2 separate regions of the Homo sapiens genome follow, and region 1 is linked to region 2. Evidence: chromatin contacts called from ENCODE Hi-C data. All regions are on one chromosome and are shown on one strand. The core of a region is the stretch at or near the end of the contact, and the rest is flanking DNA. Distances in the headings are between cores, read along the strand shown. Region 1 holds the start of ALG6 (ALG6 alpha-1,3-glucosyltransferase). Region 2 holds the start of CTH (cystathionine gamma-lyase).

The links. A loop is a pair of places that touch in the nucleus more often than their neighbours do. Pooled maps may share reads with other maps.
Region 1: a pooled map shows a loop between it and region 2 (11-fold over the local background). The contact joins the promoter of ALG6 here to the promoter of CTH in region 2. A Hi-C loop is called at or near these places in 4 of 50 pooled maps.

What each region holds. Positions count from the first base shown.
Region 1 is chr1:63,366,248-63,369,054 of GRCh38, reverse strand. ALG6 (ALG6 alpha-1,3-glucosyltransferase) reads right to left here and starts at 1,428. Exons shown (of 15, transcript NM_013339.4): 1 at 1,368-1,428. RefSeq lists enhancers at 859-968, 1,829-1,968 and a silencer at 1,149-1,628.
Region 2 is chr1:70,409,659-70,412,517 of GRCh38, reverse strand. CTH (cystathionine gamma-lyase) reads right to left here and starts at 1,250. Exons shown (of 12, transcript NM_001902.6): 1 at 935-1,250. The coding sequence starts at 1,102. RefSeq lists a silencer at 1,210-1,359 and an enhancer at 1,420-1,679.

The sequences.
Region 1 (2,807 bases), core at 179-2,678, 7.0 Mb after region 2:
AAAGGTTCATAAATAGGCAAAACTAATCTATGGTGTTAAAAATCAGGAAAGAGGTTACCTTTGGGGAGGAAAGAAGGGATGGTGGTTGGGAGGGGTGCCCAGAGAGGTGTTCTGAAATGCTGTGAATCTTCCTTCTTGATTTGAGTAGTGGTTAGGAAATGTGTTGACTTTAGGATAAATTAACAAGTTACAACTTATAATTTGCGTACAGTATTTTTCTATATGGTATATTCCAATTTAAAAAGCATAAAAGGGGCTGGGCGCAGTGGTTCACCCCTGTAATCCCAGCACTTTGGGAGGCCGAGGCAGGTGGATCACCTGAGGTCAGGAGTTCGAGACCAGCCTGGTCAACATGGTGAAACCCCATCTCTACTAAAAATACAAAAATTAGCTGGGCGTGGTGGTGCGTTCCTGTAATCCCAGCTACTCGTGAGGCTGAGGCAGGAAAATCGCTCGAACCCGGGAGGCAGAGGTTGCAGTGAGCCAAGATCGTGCCACTGCACTCCAGCCTGGGCGACAGAGCAAGACTCTGTCTCAATTAAAAAAAAAAAAAGTGTAAAAGGAAATTACTTGGATGTGTTGACTAAAGGCTCCCTGTGAGCAGGGATCCTCCTGTCTTAGTCGTTGCTCTCTGTTCCCCACTTGTAGAACAGTGTTAGCAGAAGGCAGGTACCCAAGAAGTATTTGCTGAATGGAGCTGTGTGCGTCTGTGTGTACGAAGCGGGGAGGTACCCTAATTTTACTGAGCCCTGTGTGGTTAAAGATATTATGCGAGGCTTTTAACGACTCTCTTCTGCTTAAACCAGAAAAAGGGTTATTTGCGACTTTTTCCACCTGTAAATCAGAAAACAGTAATTTTCTAACCCATCCACTGGCCACGAAGTTGCTAGGCAGGCAGTAGATGCGCTTTTCGTCCTCCTTTGCCCTGACGGTGCATCTCGACAAATGCCAAGCCCGCCGTCCCCATCCCAGAACCGACTTTGCTCCTTTTAGTCTGAAAGGTCCTTCCACCGCAGTGGACACAACACCGGGGAGTGCAGCTATCCCGGGCGTGTATATGGGGCGAAAGGGATCCCTTCTCGCGTTTCTCCGCCCCTCCTCTTGAGGGCCAGGCCCTCAGAACCGCAAGGACAAGGGTGCCAGGACCGCCCCAGCCTGCAAGTGCCACCACTATCACCGCGTCCCCTCACCCGACCCACAAGCGACCCTGCAGGAAGGGCTGGGGAGGCCTCGCGTCGCGTCCCTGGGAGTGGAGCGGAGCTGGGAGACGGGTCGCCAGCTCTGCGCCGGCTCGTGGCGCGTCCGAGCCCCCGGCACCTCCCCACACTGGCCTGGGGTCCGGAACCTCCGGGATCCCATGCTCTTACCCCGCCGCCCGCCGGCCGCTGGGATTCGCGCCTGCCGTGGGTCCCAGGAAGGCGCATGCGCGCTCGCCCCCGCGGCGGACTGCCCCTCCGGCCTTCCGCCTCCGTGTGCCCGCGCACCACCCGCGCGCCCGGTGCGGGAGCGAGCCCGTCGAGCGTGAGGGGAGGGGCGGGCAACCTGGCCTGGACAGGAGGCGGCCGGCTTAGGAGGCGGGGCAAGAGCCGATGGAACCCGAGAGGTCCCCAGCCCCGGGTTAGGCTAGGGGCAGGTGGAAAGCCCCTTGCTCTTCTTTCCTGGGATCGTGGCCAAGGCCGGAGCGGCTGCTTAGCCAACGGATTCCTGTCAGGGGCGGGCCCTGGCTTGCTGCACTGAGCAGAGAGCCTTGGCCGGTCCTCACCACCTCTGGGCCTGTGCCCTCGAGGAGCCAGAAAGCCAACCTGCTTCACTTTCTTCTAGCCACATGCCTGCGAAGAAGAAGACTGGGCAGCCCCCTAAAGTAAGAAACATTGAACATCCAACCATTTGCGAGAGCCTGTGCGTTGTGCAAAAGGACAGCCCTGCCCTCGAGTAGCCACTACACGTGCCCCAGCGGGCAGCTTGAATCACCTGGTCCCAAACTTGCCAAAAATACCTATCTAGTAAGTTAGTAAGACCTGCACACTTTTCCTTTTGCATTGATCCCTTCCTTTCCAGTTCCACTATTTCCATCTCAGTCTAGGCTTCTGTCCAATCACGCATGGACGGCTGTGATGATTTTTACTTGCCTTCCTTTGTTCAGAGAGTGCCCTCATTCCCCACTTCTGAATCTTGCCATTCTACGTAAGCCAACCCCTATAATTTGTAAGTGTTAGCAAATATTTGGCTAGGACTATGGCTTTCTACTGAGTCTGAATAACTTCTCTCTGGGCCTCAGTTTCTTCAACTGTGAAAGAAATCAGTAGGGCTAGGTGAACTTCCAGGTCTAAAATATGATTATATCTAAAAGACCATCAGCACTGGGAATATGGAGAAATATGGCAGGTCCCTGCCCTCAAGGCATTTAATTCTCATTGGAAAGACATTTTTATGCATAAAAGGATAAAAAGCTATAGAAGGAAACACATACTAAATGTTACATTACTTACATATGCACTAAGCACTGTAGGAGTTAGGAGAAGAGGGTTCACTGTAAACTGCAAACCATCAGGAAATGCTTTTCCTGGAGGAGTCAGCTGAGCTTTGAAGGAAAGCCTGGCTGGATAAGCCCAGAGAATGAGAGTAAGAATCTAGACAAAGGAAATGGTTCAAGCCAAATATTGTGGCAGCTGAAAAGTGTAGAACATTTCCTCTAGTTTAGGTGGTGGGTGATGAAGCTGGAAAGGACTGGTAATTGTAGAGAGCCTTGAATACCAGGCTATGGTGTCTGGAATGTATCCAGTGATCAGTAAGGGGCTATTAAATGA
Region 2 (2,859 bases), core at 1-2,500:
AGCGATTCTCCTGCCTCAGCTTCCCGAGTAGCTGAGATTACCCGCCACCATGCCCAGCTAATTTATTTATTTTTAGTAGAGATGGGGTTTCACCATGTTGGCCAGGCTGGGCTCGAACTCCTGTCCTCAGGTGATCCACCCGCCTCAGCCTCCCAAAGTGCTGGGATTACAGGCGTAAGCCACTGCACCCGGTCATGAGTTGTGTTCTTAATCACTAAGCCACAGTGCTTAAATGACGCAATAGGCTAAATTGTTACTAGCATTATTAGAGATAGCATAGTGTAGCTGAGTGCCTAGGAGTTGGTTCCTAAAGCAACCTCAAGTTTCTAAAGTTTGAATTCCATCTCCAATACTTACTAGTCTAAGGCTAGTTACTTAACTCCCTAAATCTCAGCTTCTTTATTGGGAAAAAATGAGAATTCGGTTCAGACTAGGGTTGTTGTTAGGATTAGATGAGACAATACATGTAATACACATGATATATACGAGCACGTATTTGGCATATAGTAGGTACTCAATAACTATTCATACAGCTACTGGAAACAATCTTAATTCTAGTCAAGTTATCAGACCCTTAATATTTTTTAAGCTGACTCCGTACTACATCTTTAAAATTTATGCTGCTAAAGGTAACTCAAAAAAGTTATGACCTTCGATTTTTAATTGCAAATTTGTCAAAATCACCTGAATTTCAGGCCAAATCTAAATGGCAAGCTGGACAAACGGCTCCTTCCAGTCCTGCTTATCAAAAGAAATACGATCACTGGACCATCCGATACAAAGCTGTGCTGCAAGAATTACAGTGTAGAAACATCTTTCGGTTGCCTTCCTAATTTATAAGTCATATTATAAATTACTTACATGCCTTTCAAATTCATAAGCCGTATCTCTTTTACCGCCCAACTGTGGACAGCCCCAGACAGACCCAGCTCACCGAGTGCTGGCCAGGCGCCCCTTGCTTGAACGTGGTGGACAGTGAGATGGGGGGCACTACAGCCCTGGAGGTCCATTGCTCTGGATCCTGGCCCACATGGATCGCCTGCGTGGCGAAATGTTGGAAGTGTGGCAGGAAACCTTGTGAGGAGGCGTCTTTTTCCTGCATGCTGAACCGCGAAAGAAGAAGAGAGGAAAAGAACACCGAAGATATAACCAGTCGAAGCCGGGTGTCCGGGGTTGGGAGAGACAGAAGGATCAGGCGAGAAGGAGCTAAAGCACGCAGGTAGAGCCGACGGCGAGCGCACTAAAGCGGCACACAGCGATTGTTGGGGTGGATTTTATTAGCGGGTCTGCAGTCTCACGATCACAGTGGGGCGGGACCAGCGCGGCCCATTGAGCGCAGGCCCGACGCGTCTCCCGCTCCTTATTGGCTGACAGCAGAGGCGTTGCCTGAAACGTCACCGCGACCGCCCCACCCAGTGCACAAAGCGGAGTGAAGCTGGAGTCCCTGGGTCCAAGTGGTGTTAGTCCCTGCGGGCGAAATTCCTGAGTACCCGTCCTGAGGAGGCTGCCATGCTGGCTCCTGAGAGCCACCCGGGCGTCTCTGTGACCTCAGGCCGGAGGTTCGCCCGAGACGTGGCGGAAAGCTGGCTTAGTGTTGAAACCGGGTAACTGTAAACAGACCACATAAATAGCCTTCTTTTACTGTGGTAGTTACCTCTGACCACCATCCTTTGCCCTGAGGGCGGTGCTAAAAGACGTAAGCCACAACGTGGAGGGTGGTTAAGAAAACAGTTGCCCAAGCCGCCCAGTTTGCAGCTTGGATTCTCATCAGTCACAGCTTGCGTTTTAGGTACACTGAACTCTGTAATGACCCAGTGCTTACGATGACGAAACGATGACTAGAAGTGAAGGTTAAATTGTTCGTAAGACATAACGAAGCTACTGTAGTGAGGACGTCTATGCACAACTCTGGCAGCTTCCTAAAAGTTAGTCAATCTTGAGCTTTTTCAAGCATCATTATCTTCTTTTAAAGTACAGAGAGAAACTCCCCCTAATGAGAAAGATAATGTGGCTTTGAAATACTTACTGGAGCCTAACATCCTTACACAAAATGCTTTTGCTTTTACACAACAGCAACATCCCTGCAGGAAAAAGGATTGTTTACCACTCACCTGCGCCCAGAGCCCTACTCTCAGAAGAATCACTGCTTTAAAACAAAAATCTCCCTGTTCCCTAAGCAATACAGACTTGACCTACTTACTATTGTGGCTGTTTTCTAGCACCAGGAAATTTGGGGATATTTCTGTTGTTGCAAAATATTCGCTAAAGATCTAAAACTTTATTAAACAAATTAAGAACAAGGAGAATAAGGAATAAACAGCTCTTAAAATTTACAGTTTGAAAGAAAGATATGAAGAGAAAGAATGAGGCAATTTGCTTTTCAAATTAGCTTTAGGGACATTTAACCCATTAAGCACTAGAGGAGTGGTGCTTGAGGGCCTACAAGCTTTTAGAATCCTACCAAACTTTGTATGGCTGGGGGAAAAAATGGATAGACTTCAAAACACTAATGTATATTAATACATATTTAATTAATATTTTTCTTTTAAAAATATAACATCAACTGCAACTCACCTCAATATTTATGTATAACTATAGGTGGGTATTTTTGTGTAATATGATATGGCATTTAGGGGCCAAAAGGGTCTAAAACAGTTCCAATTAGTTTTACCTCCTAATATTTGCTGACAAACCCTGAGTTGCATAAATACAGACATTTTATTTAGTGTACTGTAATAAAGAATCATTCAGAAGACAGCACTAGGCTGGGTGCATTGGCTAACGCCTATTAATCCCAGCACTTTGGGAGGCCGAGGTGGGCGAATCACCTGAAGTCAAGAGTTCGAGACCAGCCTGGCC